Regions from separate parts of the Homo sapiens genome. Here region 2 is linked to region 1. The links are chromatin contacts, found by Hi-C or POLR2A ChIA-PET in ENCODE. All regions are on one chromosome and are shown on one strand. The core of a region is the stretch at or near the end of the contact, and the rest is flanking DNA. Distances in the headings are between cores, read along the strand shown. Region 1 holds the start of OXT (oxytocin/neurophysin I prepropeptide). Region 2 holds the start of DDRGK1 (DDRGK domain containing 1).

Region 1 (7,586 bases), core at 3,431-5,930:
CCTAAGGGGGTGAGGGGACCCTGAAGTCTCTCCCAAGGTGGGGAAAGCTGGGCGGACACCCCTCTGCTCTGTATCAGAGCCACTGGGGTGGGAGAGAATGTGCGGCACTCAGAGGAAGGAGTGAGGTCCCAGTGGGAGGCCCAGACGTCCCACAAATGTGGCAGGTGGACAGGCAGCTTGGAAAGCACAAATCCGCAGGATCGTGCCCATACGAGTGGAGGTGGGGGGGTCCCTCAGGTGCTCTGTGGGCAGATGCTCCCCTCTCTCTCCAGGTGGTTTCTGAGGGGCCACAGAACTTTGACCACTTTCCTCAAATACCCCTTTCTGTGTATCAAATAGTTCTGAACAATTTGAAAAGAAGTCCACGTTCTCCGCTTTGAGTCAATCTCTTGTTCCTTTGCATAACAAATCCCCCCTCTTCCTTACCCCAAGATGTGAGGTCAAAAGAGGGGTGTCCCCTCACAGCTCCAGCAAAAACCATTCCACTGTGCCGTAGGCCACTGGGGCTTTCAAAAGCCTCACTGTGGCTGGGTGCAGTGGCTCATGTCTGTAATCCCAGCACTTTGGGAGGTCGAGGTGCCAGATCATCCACTCTAGTCGGGTTCAAGACCAGCCTGACCAACATGGTGAAAACCCATCTTTACTAAAAATACAAAAAAATTAGCTGGTCGTGGTGGGGGGCACCTGTAATCCCAGCTACTTGGGAGGCTTAGGCAGGAGAATTGCTTGAACCTAGGAGGCAGAGATTGCAGTGAGCTGAGATTGCGCCATTGCACTCCAGCACAGACGACAGAACGAGACTCCGTCTCAAAAACAAACAAACACAAAACTAATACAATGTAAATGTCATGTCAATTGTTGTTATACTGCATTGTTGAGGGAATAATGAGAAGACAAAAATATCTGGACATGCTCAGTACAGAGACTTTTTTTTTTCATAAATTTACAATCCCAGATTGGTTGATTCCACTGGTGTACATCTCACGGACAGAAAGGGCCAACTGTTTAATTACAAACAAAAGTGAACCAATCCCATGTATACAGTTTAATGCATTTTCATAAACTGAGCACACCTGTTTCACCAGCTCCCAGGCCAAGAAAGAGAATCTGGGCAGCACCCAGGAAGCCCCTGACACCTTTTCCAGCCACTGCCCACCCAAACCTCGAGGCCCATATAGGTTTTTGGCCTGTTTTGTACCACCTGTGAAGGAAATCTTACGGTGCTCTTCAGTATATTTTTTCAGTCTTGCACCTGTGGGTTCATTCTCCCTGCCCCGCCCTGTTGCTCCTGAGTGTGAGGAAGCCACAGGAATGGCCTGTTCCTGTTTTCTTCGGAGTGAGAGAGTGGGCGTGGGCTTTCTGAAGTGCACTGCCCAGTGACATGGGCAGGGGGATGGGGGCGTGTTCTGGGGACTAGGCTTTTATCTGATTCTCAGGGTCTAGATGCAGGGATAGATGTGGGAAAGGAAAATTAATAAATTTCAAATCGCAAGACCCCAAAGTCACTAAGTCAAAGGGAAAAGTCAAACTGGGAACTGAGTCAGGCAAAGCTGCCTCCTATTTTATTCCTTCATTAAGAAACTACAAAGAGCTACATACTTCCTTCACAATTTACCCACAGGGAAATTGCCTGTGAGCCTCAATTCACCCTGGCAATGTAAATTGATAGCTTATCTTCACAGGTGCGGGACAAAGGCTAGAACTCAAAGTCATCCCTCTGCTCACCTGAGACAAATGCATACCTGATTTCTCCTTCTGCCGTATTGTTTATGTAAAAATGCAGATTCACTGAGCCAGACTGAGGCATAAGTCGACTATTCCTCTACCCCACTCTCACATGTAAATTGTGTTTTCAGTGAAAGGCTGAACAAAGATTCAAAAGAAGGCAACCTTTTGTCTCTTATCCACCTAAGACCTGGGACCCCCACAACCCCCCTTCGAGTTGTCCTGCCTTTCCAGAGCAAACCAATGTTCATCTCACATGTATTAATCAATGTCTCATGTCTCCCTAAAATGTATAAAACCAGGCCGGGCGCGGTGGCTCATGCCTATAATCCCAGCACTTTGGGAGGCCTAAGCGGGCAGATCATGAAGTCAGGAGTTCGAGACCAGCTTGACCAACATGGTGAAACCCCGTCTCTACTAAAAATACAAAAATTAGCTGAGCGTGGTGATGTGCACCTGTAATCCTAGCTACTCAGGAGGCTAAGGCAGGAGAATTGCTTGAACCCGGGAGGCAGAGGTTGCAGTGAGCCAAGATTATGCTATTGCACTCCAGCCTGGGCGACAGAGCCAGAGAGCGAGACTCCATCTCAAACAAAAAACCAGGCTTGGACACATGTCCTCAGGGGACCTCCTGAGGAGTGTCCTTAATCAGCTTTCTTTCATTCTTTCTTTTTGCGATGGAGTTTCGCTCTTTTGCCCAGGACGGAGTGAAGTGGCATGATCTCGGTTCACTGCAACCTCTGCCACCGCTAGGTTCAAATGATTTTTCTGCCTCAGCCTCCCAAGTAGCTGGGATTATAGGCACCTGCCACCACCCCCGGCTAATTTTTGTATTTTCAGTAGAGTCGGGGTTTCGCCATGTTGGCCAGGCTGGTCTCGATCTCCTGACCTCAGGTCATCAAACTGCCTAGGCCTCCCAAAGTGCTAGGATTACAGGCATGAGCCACTGTGCCTGGCCCTTAATCAGCTTTCTAAATTGATTGAAACGTTGACTGGGCACGGTGGCTCACACCTATCATCCCAGCACTTTGGGAGGCCGAGGTGGGTGGATCACCTGACATCAGGAGTTTGAGACCAGCCTGGTCTACGTGGTGAAACCCCATCTCTACTGAAAATACAAAAATTAGCAAGATGTGGTGTTGGGTGCCTGTAGTCCCAGCCACTCAGGAGGCTGAGGCAGGTGAATCGCTTGAACCCGGGAGGCAGAGGTTGCAGTGAGGTGAGATTGCATCATTGTACTCCAGCCTGGGCAACAAGAGCGAAACTCGATCTCAAAAAAAAAAAAGATTAAGTTGTTTGAGACCTGTCTCAGATACTTTTGCTTCACCGATAGGAGATAGAGGTTAAGAGCTTCTCTTTGTTCATGTCATTTCTGTGGCCCTGGGCTCTCAAGATCCCCTGTCCGCTTGTGGGGTCCCCAGCCCTGACATGTTTTATTGCACAGGCAGGAGTAGAGCTGCTGGGTCAGACCCAGCCCTGGGGACACCAGGGACGGTCATGCTGGCATTCAAGCCCAGTCCCGGCAGCTTGGGCTCCTCTTCTGAGCGTGCCAGTGGCCTCCTGGGGGCCAGCTCCTTGGAAACATGTTGGCCCTTCAGCTGCTCCCCAGGGCCCCCTCCCCCCAGGCCCGCTCCGCTCCCTCAACTTCTAAGTGTGGCTCAAACCTCCTTTCAGGGGTCAGGAAGCCATTCAGTGTGCACTGCCCGCTTCCTGTGGTCATCCCGCTCAGACCCTTGTCTGTATTTGCTCCCTCATCCTCGTCTTTTTGAATTTTGAAAGATCCCCTGAGGTGCAGCCTGCTGTAGGCCTCAGCCCAGGCTGGGAGCGGGAAGCTGGGGCTGTTTCCACGTCCTCAGAGCCTTTGTGCCCCTCCCTCTTCCAGCCCCTCCAGGGTGGTGGCAGCCAGAACAGCACCCGCTCTGTCCCCTCGGGTAGCCGGGACACGTCTTCCTGGGCCAGCTCTGAGCGCAACAAGCCACAGGTCCAACGCGCGCGATCTTCCAGTCCCACAATGCCCCCTCCCCGTCCCATTTCTGGCACTTAGACACGAGTCAAGGTAGAGGAGAAAAACCTGCTTTATTTTATTTTCACCATTTCTGGGGTGGCTATGGGGGAAGCGAGTGGCGCGCTTCGAGGGTGTTCGGAGCCATCAAGTTTCAGCGCTGGGAGAAGGTGGCTTCCGCGTCGCAGGCAGGGTCGGCGTGGCAGCCGTCTGGAGGAAGAGGTGGAGTCAGGGGAATCCCGGCCGCACCCCCGCCCGCCTCCCCCTGGCCCCGGAGCGCCTTGCCCCGCTCACCCGGGCTGCAGCAGAGGCCCAAGACCGCGCAGCGGCCCCCGCTCCCGCACGCCTTCTGGCCGGACTGGCAGGGCGACGGCAGGTAGTTCTCCTCCTGGCAGCGCAGCGCTTCGGCGGTGCCCACGAAGCAGCCCAGCTCTTCCGCGCAGCAGATATTGGGCCCGAAGCAGCGGCCTTTGCCCCCGGGGCCGCAGGGGAGGCACTGCGGGGACGGGCGGGGTGAGCGGGAGCCGGGGCGGCGCTGGGGACTCGCTCGGAGGACCCTGCGAGGCCGGCCGGGGTGCGCCGGGCAAGGATGCTGGGGTCCGGGGTTCGGAGTTCGGGCGGGACAGCGGGGCTGAGACGCGCTGGGGCGCCGTGGGGGCCTCGACCGCGGTCAAGGGCGGGGCGTCAAAATCCGCTCAGCTCCTGGAGTTCTCAGGCGAGGCCGGAGCGGGGCGCGCCCCTGTGGCTGCGGGTCCCTCCCTCCCCGGAGCGCCGCGGGACCAGGGCTGGGGACTCACCTTGCGCACGTCGAGGTCCGGCGCGGCCCTCTTGCCTCCCAGGGGGCAGTTCTGGATGTAGCAGGCGGAGGTCAGCGCCAGGAGGCCGAGCAGACAGCAAGCGAGGCTGGGGCCGGCCATGGTGCGGGTGCGCTGGGTCCAGGGTCCGTGACTGGTGGCGGTCTCTCCGGCCTGGCCTTTTTATGCCTGGGCATTGCGTCGGTGGAGCTCTGTTTAAGAGGTTGGTAGTATGATTGGTCACAGAGGGTCGCCGTGGGTCAGGCCGAGTGCGTACGGGCTTTCCTCTTCATTAGCAGGGCCTGGGCCGGGGTCAAGGTCACCGCGTTGGCTAATGGTCTGGGCACAGAAGGTGAGGTGCCTTGCGGAAGGGAGCAGGCCGGGGTGGCCTGGGCCACTAGGGTGGGACAGGGAGAATTTGGGGTGGGGTGTGGCCCAGCCGAAGACTTTATCCAGCCTCCCAGTACCTCGAGGAGGGGGGCTGGGGCAGGGAAGGTGGACGCTGGGACCCCTCCAGGTGGGAGGAGGCTCTGGCAGGATCCGCCCACCCTCTTGGCCCACCACGCATGTGGATCATTGTCCCCTCTTTTAGGAACATTTCCTCTTCCTAAACCCAAATTTCCAGAAAACCTCTTCACCCTCACCACACAGCAACACCCACTTCCCTGCACCTGAAACTTGGATAGGAAGAGATCACATCTGTCTCTAATCTGTAACTGATATTCCACCTTTCCTTTCACTATAAATTAGGCAACAAACCACAGCAGAATTAGCAATACCTGTGGCTTTGTCACAAATCAAAATAGAAGATAACTTCCTATCACAGCTGTCACAAATGCCTCTATATACTGTTTAGATTCATTATATCTTCAAAATTATCACAGTTATTGGGCCACGACCAGATCTTGCTATCTAATGGTTAAAGAAGCACGTTTATGACACCATCAAAATGTGTTTTGGCTGGGCGCTGTGGCTCACGCCTGCAATCCCAATACTTTGGGAGTCTGAGGTGGGCAGATCACTTGAGACCAGAAGTTCAAGACCAGCCTAGGCAACATAGCGAGAACCCCCAACTCTACAAAAAATACAAAAATTAGCTGGGCGTGTTGGTGTGCTCCTGTAGTCTCAGCTGCTTGGGAGGCTGAGGCAGGAGTACCGCTTAAGCCTGGGAATTCAAGACTGCAGTGAGCTGTGATCGTACCACTGCACTCCAGCCAGAGTGACAGAGCGAGAGCGAGACCCTGTCTCAAAAAAAAAAAAAGTGTTTTAACATTTTGATATCTGAATATAAATATATATATTTTTTTCTTGAGACGGAGTCTCGCTCTGTCGCCCAGGCTGGAGTGCAATGGCGGGCGCCATCTTGGCTCACTGCAACCTCCACCTCCTGGTTTCAAGCGATTCTCCTGTCTCAGCCTCCCAAGTAGCTTGGATTACAGACATGCACCACCACGCCTGGCTAATTTGTGTATTTTCAGTAAAGACGGGGGTTTCACCATGTTGACCAGGCTGGTCTCGAACTCCTGACCTCAGGTGATCCACCCGCCTCAGCCTCCCAAAGTGCTAGGATTACAGGCTTGAGCTGCTGTGCCTGGCCCTGTAATTGGTTTCTTTTGTAATTCTATTTCTCTCATTTTCGACATTAAAATTTTTTTTGGCTGGGCGTGGTGGTTGACCAACCTGGCCAACATGGTGAAACCCCATCTCTACTAAAAATATAAAAATACAAAAATTAGCTGGGCGTGAGGTAGGCACCTGTAATCACAGCTATTCAGGAGGCTGAGGCAGGAGAATCAGTTGAACCCAGGAGGCGGAGGTTGCAGTGAGCCAAGATCATGCCACTGCACTCCAGCCTAGGTGATAGAGCGAGACTCCGTCTCAAAAAAATAAAAATTTTTTTTTTTGCATTTTTAATATATCTCAAAAGGAAAATAATTAAAAGAAAAGATGGATTACCCCAGTGGGAGAGGTATTGGTAGATATCATGAACAAGAAAGGAAAGGCGCTGCTCAACTCTCCCTTTGTGAAAGCACCTGCCACCCAGCTGCTGGGAGTGCCCTCTGCAGGTGGCCCTCAGGGGTAGCTCCTCGAGAGCCTGCTTCAGCTGCAGAGAGCTGCCTGGCTCAGGGTCACACCCTTCCCAGGTGGCCCGCATCCAATGACTGGTCCATTTTGGCCCAAATGCAGGATAACTCTGAAGGAGCATTTTGGCTCCAGAGCTCCCTATGGGGTCAGCTGTGGTCTGCATAGCAGTTCTCCCTCTGCTCACTCCTATTTTTGACCCCTCCCTCCCAAAGGTGTGGGTCCCCAGGGCCTTCTGTAATAAAAACCCCCTTTGTGAAACCATCTCCGTCTGCTCTCTAGGGAACCCAACCTGTAGGGAACCCAACCTGAGGCAGAATGGAAGAAATGAGAAGCACTGTGAGAGACCAGCCTCACTGGTGGGCCAGTCCCCGACCCCTGGGAGAAGAGAACGGGACAGCTCCAGACTCTCCTGCCCTCTTGTTGAGGAAGGTGAAGAGGCTGATGGGGCCAAGCAGGTCACAGAGCTCATCTGACCCTAGTCACTGGCATGAGTCACTGGCATGAGCTGTCCAGCACCCAGGAGCCGGTCAGGCTGACCTGCATTACAAATCAGCAGCCAGTCCTCTCTCACCCAGATTAGCTTATTGGCATTCAGGGCCTAGAAGTCCAAGGGCCTGACCCAGCAGTGGCCCAGAGAGGTCTCTCACCTGCTCTGTGGGCACGATGACCTCACTTAAGCTAACACATGTGCATAAATTACCATAGTATTATGTCCCCCAGATGGGCTGCATCCCTTCACCTGTTCAACAACCCCTCTTCTGAAGATGCTCCGGGTCCCATTACAAATGCCTGGAAACAGCAGCAACAAAACACAAAAACCTCTGCCCTCATGGGGCTTATATTCTAGTGGAGGAAGAGAGATGTTAAACAATAAACACATTTCAGTTAGTTAGGAAACAAGTATAAACAATAAACATACTTCAGTAACAACATACATATTGCAGTAGATTAGTAAGTGCTACAGAGATAAAAGGGAGGCC
Region 2 (7,561 bases), core at 5,062-7,561, 130 kb before region 1:
TGTAACCTCCGCTTCCTAGGTTCAAGCGATTCTCCTGTCTCAGCCTCCCGAGTAGCTGGGACTACAGGCACGTGTCACCATGCCCAGTTAATTTTTGTATTTTTAGTAGAGATGAAGTTTCATGATGTTGGCCAGGCTGGTCTTGAACTCCTGACCTCAGATGTTCTGCCCACCTCAGCCTCCCAAAGTGCTGGGATTACAGGCGTGAGGCACTGCACTCGGGTTCCAGCTCCTTCTTTAAGTGAGGGCAATATTCTCAGCCAGAGGTTTGGGGTCTCATGCCCACTGTCCTGCATGGGCTCTGTTCAGGGTGGACTGCCTGACTGGTCTGGCCTCAGGATCCCAAACCTTTTTTCGGCAAAAGGCTCTGGTTCCTGAGAAGGCCACTCAGTCCTGGCACCAAAGTGACATCAGTCCCTCCCTACACTACAGGCAAATGTAGGTGTCCCTAGTGATTACACCCCACTGGTCTGCCTCAGACATATCCAGTGGGTGTCATCCTGATCCCCCACACATGACCCCCACTCCATGGCTATGGCTGATTGAACAGGGGCAAACTCTTGATTCAAGCAAAGCCAGTCGGAGCTGATATCTGGTAGAAGCCTCATTGTTCCATCCCCCAGCAGGGAAGAAAGGGGAAAGATATGAACAGGAATAGGGATCAGCATCCAGAGAGAACAAGGACAAGTCAGCTTCTTGAGAGAACTTCAGGTCCTGTGGGACACGATAACACTATATTCCCACAGGAGTCATCTGGTGGCTTACATGAGCTCCCTGTGTGTTTCTGTTACTTGCTAGCCACAAAGTCCCTGCAAACAGAAACTTTAGATCCACTGCCTCCTTTACTCCTCCTCTCTATAGCGCTGTGAAGCAAATGTCCTGCATCATCCCCATTTCACACACGCGAAAAGAGGTTAGAACATTTCAGGACGGTGGTGAGGCACGGACTGCTCAGTGTGGAACTCCGTCCCACGCCCTCTCTGGGTCCTGCTAGCCCTGGCCCAGCAGCGGGATGTGGATAAGTCCCAGAAGAGTGTCGGGACACTGGGTTGGGGTCTACTTCAATAGGTGACCTTCGGGGCGGTTGTTAAGAGCCCCGCTACTCCTCCGGGTCCCGCAGTCGCTGACCACACAAGCCCTGTGTCGGGATCTGTCGAGACCCTCGTTCCCTCGCCAACCCCGGGGCGCCCCGATTCTGCAGCCACTCCCTTCTTGCGCCCCAGCTTTTCCACACAGCCGGGTCAGGACCCATTCTTCCGGGCTGAATTCTGTTCTCTCTCCATGCCTCCTCCCACGTGCTTCCCTCCTCCCGGAAGCCCCTTCTCCGCCCTATTCCCAGCCGCCTCCCAGTTAGCCCCCAACACCCTCCCGGCACCTCCTCCAGCTTCTTGGCGTTCCCCGTTACAAACACGATCTTCTTCCCCACCAATGAGGCCGCCATGGTGATCCCCGGTTACCCAGCTGAGCCACCGAAAACTCCTTGGCGTCCAGTGACAGAAAACTTCCGGCTGGTGGCGGAAGTGAACGGCTCAGTTTCCGGCCAGGGGTCCCGGGGAAAGCCGACCCGGACCCCAAGGCGCGTATCGGGCGAGTGGGCTCGCGGTGGCGGCCTAGCCCACAGCGTCCGATTTGCTGGGGGCCTCCCGAGCCTGGAGACTGAGTGACCCACCCCTCCTGCCTAAGGGACGCTATCTTCAAGAACCGGAAGAGACCACTCCCACCCCCACCCCGCCCCTGCTTTCGCTCTTCTCTGCAATGGGGTCTCCGAAAGGAGAAGACTGCAGCCCTGTGACCCTGGAGGTTTGCGCTCTCCTATGCTGTCTCAAAAAACTGCCTCCTTCTAGGCAAGGGCTTCCAAACCCTCATCCTGATCTCACCTTCAGCCTTACCCGCCAGCTATGATCCACTCGACTGTGAACTTAAACTCGGCATAGCCTAAAACAAGCCCAAACTTCTCACCCGTTTTCACTCCTAGGCTTGAGAGCTCAGTATGTAGAGTTCCTCACTTCCTCATCCCTCCAGCCTCTCAAATCTATCACCCCTTCTCCGTGGCCACCGTTTCAGCCAGATCTTTGCATTCCAAACACAACAGAAAGTAGGAAGTGCCCTCTCAAAGGTGGGTCTGCTGAACCTCTGCTGATACTCTCTTTGCAGCAAGTCATCTGACCTCCCTCCTCCAGAGACTCAGCCCTCTGCCCCCCGCCTGGACCCCTGTGTCAGTACCTCTTGAATGGCCACTTCTGCCCATGGACAAGAAAGGGAGGGAGTCTGAGTTCTTACCAAGCTCCTCAGGCCATTCTGATGCTCATCAAAGTGTGGGAAAGCCCGGTGGCTCACGCCTGTAATCCCAGCACTTTGGGAGGCTGAGGCGAGTGGATCACCCGAGGTCAGGAGTTTGAAACCAGCCTGACCAACATGGAGAAACCCCATCTCTACCAAAAAGTACAAAATTAGCTGGGCATGGTGGTGCATGCCTGTAATCCCAGTTCAGAGAATTCAGGATTCAGGAGAATCGCCTGAATTCGGGAGGTGGGGGTTGCAGTGAGCGGAGATCGTGCCATCGGACTCCAGCCTGGGCAACAAGAGCAAAACTGCGTCTGAAAAAGAAAAAAAATGTGTGGGAACCACTGCTTTGGGTGGTGACCTGTTTTCTTTTATTGAAGTAGAAACACTAACCATTATGCAGAGTCCCTAGAGGAGTGGCCATGGGGATTTGGGGGCAGAGGAGGGCTTGGGGGACATCAGTTACCCCGAGGAGCCTGAAAAGAAGAAAAACAGCCCACCTTACATGGATGCCTTTCTTGGATCTTAGCCAGCTCAAGCCCCAGCTCAGGAAAACCTTCCCTGAGCTCCCTTTCATCTGCTTGCATAGCACTGACCTCTGCACTGCAAATAGATATTCATTTGTGTGATTCTGTTTTCTCTTCTAAAAATCCTAATGGTAAAAACCATATCTGTTTTTGCTCACCTCTCTTTTTCTTTTTTTTTTTTTTTTTTGAGACGGAGTCTTGCTCTAGTCACCTGGCCTGGAGTGCAATGGCATGATCTTGGCTCACTGCAACCTCTGTCTCCTGGGTTGAAGCGATTCTCCTGCCTCAGCCTCCTGAGTAGCTGGGACTACAAGCACCCCCCACGACGCCCAGCTAATTTCTGCATTTTTAGTAGAGACGGGGTTTCACCATGTTGGCCAGGCTGGTCTCGAACTCCTGACGTCGTGATATGCCCACCTCGGCCTCCCTAAGTGCTGGGATTACAGGCATCAGCCACTGTGTTTTGTTGTTGTTGTTGTTGTTGTTTTGAGATGGAGTCTTGCTCTTGTCGCCCAGGCTTGAGTGCAGTGGCACGATCTCGGCTCACTTCAACCTCCGACTCCCGGGTTCAAGGGATTCTCCTGCCTCAGCCTCCTGAGTAGCTGGGATTACAGACATGCACCACCACACCCAGTGAATTTTTGTACTTTTAGTAGAGGTGGGGTTTCACCATATTGACCAGGCTGGTCTCAAACTCCTGACCTCAGGAGATCCCTCCACCTCAGCCTCCCAAAGTGCTGAGATTACAGGCTTGAGCCACGGTGCCCAGCCTCACCTCTCATTCTTAAATCCCAGCTCCTGGTACATAGTAGGTGTTCTGTAATGTAAGATAACTAGCTTGGGCACAGTGGATCACTTGATCCCAGGAGTTCAAGACAAGCCTAGACAACATGGTGAAACCCAGTCTCTACAAAAAATACAAAAAATTAGTTGGGCTTGGGGGCACACACCTGTAGTCACAGCTGTTTAGGAGGCTGAGGTGGGAGGATCACCTGAGCCTGGGAAGTCGAGGCTGCAGTGAGCCAAGAGTGCCACTGTACTCTAGCCTGGGTGATGTGAGTGAGACCCTGTCTCAAAAAACCAACAAACAAAAAGATCACAACTGACATCTATAATTACAAGTCCATAGATAACTTTCTTTTTCATTCTTTTATTTATTTATTTTTTTTGAGATGGAGTCTTGCTCTGTTGCCCAGGCTGAAGTACAGTGGTGTGGTCCCGGCTCACTGCAACCTCTGCATATTGGGTTCGAGCAGTTCTCCCACCTCAGCCTCCTGAGTAGCTGGGACTCCAGGCATGCACCACCATGCCTGGTTAATTTTTGTATCTTTCTTCTTCTTTTTTTTTTTTTTTTGAGACAGTCTCACTCTGTCGCCCAGGCTGGAGTGCAGTGGCGCGATCTCAGCTCACTGCAAGCTCCGCCTCCCGGGTCCCCACCATTCTCCTGCCTCAGCCTCCCAAGTAGCTGGGACTACAGGCGCCCACCACCACGCCTGGCTAATTTTTTTGTATTTTTAGTAGAGACGGGGTTTCACCGTGTTAGCCAGGATGGTTTTGATCTCCTGACCTCGTGATCCGCCTGCCTCAGCCTCCCGAAGTGCTGGGATTATGGGCATGAGCCACCACACCCGGCTAATTTTGTATTTTTAGTAGAGATGGGGTTTCTCCATGTTGGTCAGGCTGGTCTCAAATTCCCGACCTCAGGTGATCCACCCACCTCGACCTCCCAAAGTGTTGGTTGGGATTGTAGGCGTGAGCCACGGTGCCCAGCTTTTTTTTTTTTTTTTTTTTTTTTGAGACTGAGTCTCACTCTGTTGCCCAGGCTGGAGTGCAATAGTGTGATCTCGGCTCACTGCAACCTCTGCCTCCCGGCTTCGAGAGATTCTCCTGCCTCAGCCTCCCAAGTAGCTGGGATTACAGGCACCCACCACCACGCCAAGCTAATTTTGTATTTTTAGTAGAGACAGGGTTTCACTGTGTTTGTCAGGCTGGTCTCAAACTCCTGAGTTCAGGTGATCCACCCACCTCAGCCTCCCAAAGTGCTGGGATTACAGGTGTGAGCCACCTCGCCCAGCCCATATTTTTTCTTTTTCTTTTTCTTTCTTTCTTTCTTTTTTTTTTTTTTTTGAGACAGAGTCTTGCTCTGTCGCTCAGGCTGGTGTGCAGTGGTGCAATCTTGGCTCACTGCAACGTCCGCCCCCTGGGTTCAAGTGATTCTCCTGCCTCAGCCTCCCGAGTAGCTGGGATTACAGGCATGTGCCACCACGCCCCACTCATTGTTTGTATTTTTAGTAGAGACAGGATTTCATCACGTCAGCTAGGCTGGTTTTGAACACTTGACCTGAAGTGATCCGCCCACCTCGGCCTCCCAAAGTGCTAGGATTACAGGGGAGAGCCACCTCATCTGGCCCGTATTTTTTCAAATCCCTTTCTCACCATTGTTCATTGGTCCTGAATTTATTTTTATTTATTTTTATTTTCTGAGACAGGGTCTCACTCTATCACCCAGGCTGGAGTGCACTGGCATGATCATGGCTCACTGCAGCCTCGACCTCCCTGGGCTCAGGTGATCTTCCCACCTCATCTTCCCAAGTACCTGGAATCACAGGTGCATGCCACCACACCTGGCTAATTTTTGTATTTTGTAGAGACAGGGTTTCATCATGTTGCCCAGGCTGGTCTTGAACTCCTAGGCTCACCTCTACCTAGACTTCCCAAAGTATTGGGTTAACAGACGAGCCTCTGTGCCTGGCTCCTGAAATAAATCTTTACTTCTGTTATCATGTATACAAAAAGCTTAATAAATTCCAGTACTGCCCTCCCCTCCCCTCCCCTTCCCCTCAAAAGAAAGAAAGAAAGAAAGAAATTCAGTGTCACAGATACAGCAAAACCCCAACCCGCTTCCCTCCTCCTAGAGGTAATCGCTATCCTGAAGTTGGTGTGCATCAGTCCCAAGCCTCTTTTCGTACTTTTTCCACGGTTGTTTCCATAAACACTATGTGGGATTGTTTAGTGATTTTTAAAACATATATAGTCCGGGCGCGGTGGCTCACGCCTGTAATCCCAGCACTTTGGGAGGCCAAGGTGGGTGGATCACAAGGTCAGGAGTTCGAGACCAGCCTGGCCAACACGGTGAAACCCCCATCTCTACTAAAAATACAAAAATTAGCCGGGCGTGGTGGCGGGCGCCTGTAATCCCAGCTACTCGGGAGTCTGAGGCAGGAGAATCGCTTGAACCTGGGAGGTGGAGGTTGCAGTGAGCCGAGATCGCACCACCGCACTCCAGCCTGTGCGACAGAGACTCCGTCTCAAAAAAAAAAAACATACATAGATGTTTTCTACTGGACATACCGTCTGCTATAATTTCCTCTTAACATTGTGGGTTTCTTTACACCCCCCAAACTCATTTTAATGTCTGACATTAAAGCCTCTCTGTGATGTGCCGCTGGGCGGGGCTCCGAGTAGTGGGCGGAGTCTAGATTGGGAAATAGGGGCGGGGCCTATGAGATCCCGGCCTCAGGGTGGACGCAGTGGTTCTGCACTGAGGCCCTCGTCATGGTGGCGCCTGTGTGGTACTTGGTAGCGGCGGCTCTGCTAGTCGGCTTTATCCTCTTCCTGACTCGCAGCCGGGGCCGGGCGGCATCAGGTAGGAGATGCCGCTGCACCAGGGTTGGTGGTACCGGGTTTTCTGGCCTTCTGAGCCTTTGTGGACCGTCGCGCCGCGGCTCCTGCGCGTGCGCACCTGGGCGGGCGGGACGCATGCGCGTCCGTGCGCTAGTCGTGTGCCGGGTGGGGCTTCCGCAGTGCCCTACCTGGAATCGGTGGCCGCGCCGCTACCCCTTTCTCTCGACTCCAAGCCAGAGTCTGGCCTCATCCCTCTCTTCACCCCCGGGAACTCCATACCTCCAAAGGCCTGAGGCCCTGGCCGGCGCACACTCCCATCCGTCACCGTCGGGGCCCTTTCCCTCTGCACCTGTTAGGGAGGCCGCAGGGGTTTTCCATTCCTCCCAGCCTGGCTCCAGAGCAGGTGCCAGGAAGGGGGCATCTGAATATTTTCTGCCTGTCCCCCACGAGCTGGAGAAGCGCGAGGCGGCTCCAGGAAATTCCTGAAGCTCTCTCCCTTCCCGCCAAGGAGAGGGCCCACTCTCCCTCCCCAATCCGCTCCCCGATCAGAAGGCCATGTCATTGGCCAGGGCACAGAACAGATACACCCATCCTCCCTCTTTCCCCCCATTTCTGGTCAGCGGGCGGGTTTGTATATGTGTTTTCCTGCTCCCTGGGCCCACAAGCTACCTCTGAGCACCTGCGCGCTCCCAGGAGCGGAAGGGACACGCTGAGGGAAGGCGGAGATCCAGCAGGTCTTCCCGGGGGAGGCTCGGCCACCGCCGGGAAGTGTACTCTCTGGCTGGGGAGCCAGATAAAACCACAGGTGGTGTTAGGCGAGAAATCAGTGGATTCCTGCAGGGGGTACTCGATGAGAGCTGGGGACATCAGGATAGGGGCCTCCTGACAGGCCAGCTGGAAAGGTGGAGCCGGGAGGGGAGAGGAGTATTCACACAGGCCCGAGGGAAGGGCTGAGCCCCCGCCTGGGACCAAGCTGTGGGCCTGGTGGAAAAGGCCTTGCCAGTCAGACTGAGAAGTCGGGGCCTTGTGCTGTGGGCAGCAGGCCGCTAAGCAGAGGAGGTGAGGCTTCCGGGCTGCCGCTCCTCCTGCCATGGGCCGGGCTGGGCTTATAGGCAGCATTGTCATTT

Evidence for each region. A loop is a pair of places that touch in the nucleus more often than their neighbours do. ChIA-PET counts read pairs that join two places held with the same protein, here RNA polymerase II (POLR2A). Pooled maps may share reads with other maps.
Region 2: a loop to region 1 is called in a map of CD4-positive, alpha-beta T cell, with 2.1 times the contacts of the local background. The contact joins the promoter of DDRGK1 here to the promoter of OXT in region 1. A Hi-C loop is called at or near these places in 12 of 168 maps with a recorded cell type or tissue (CD4-positive, alpha-beta T cell, CD4-positive, alpha-beta memory T cell, CD8-positive, alpha-beta T cell and 6 more), 8 of 37 single-sample maps with no recorded cell type and 15 of 50 pooled maps. POLR2A ChIA-PET finds 5 or more read pairs at or near these places in 8 of 52 experiments (CD4-positive, alpha-beta T cell, H1, HEK293T and 4 more).

The regions. Positions count from the first base shown.
Region 1 is chr20:3,068,714-3,076,299 of GRCh38, reverse strand. It overlaps OXT (oxytocin/neurophysin I prepropeptide), which reads right to left and starts at 4,680. Exons shown (of 3, transcript NM_000915.4): 1 at 4,525-4,680; 2 at 4,022-4,223; 3 at 3,783-3,937. The coding sequence starts at 4,644. The coding sequence ends at 3,882. It overlaps LOC101929098 (a long non-coding RNA gene), which reads left to right and starts at 4,001. Exons shown (of 2, transcript XR_430278.4): 1 at 4,001-4,103; 2 at 6,886-7,586. RefSeq lists an enhancer at 2,894-3,429 and a silencer at 3,905-4,014.
Region 2 is chr20:3,203,432-3,210,992 of GRCh38, reverse strand. It overlaps DDRGK1 (DDRGK domain containing 1), which reads left to right and starts at 6,311. Exons shown (of 9, transcript NM_023935.3): 1 at 6,311-6,456. The coding sequence starts at 6,366. It overlaps ITPA (inosine triphosphatase), which reads right to left and starts at 1,495. Exons shown (of 8, transcript NM_033453.4): 1 at 1,376-1,495. The coding sequence starts at 1,441. RefSeq lists enhancers at 1,300-1,369, 1,252-1,900, 6,400-6,619.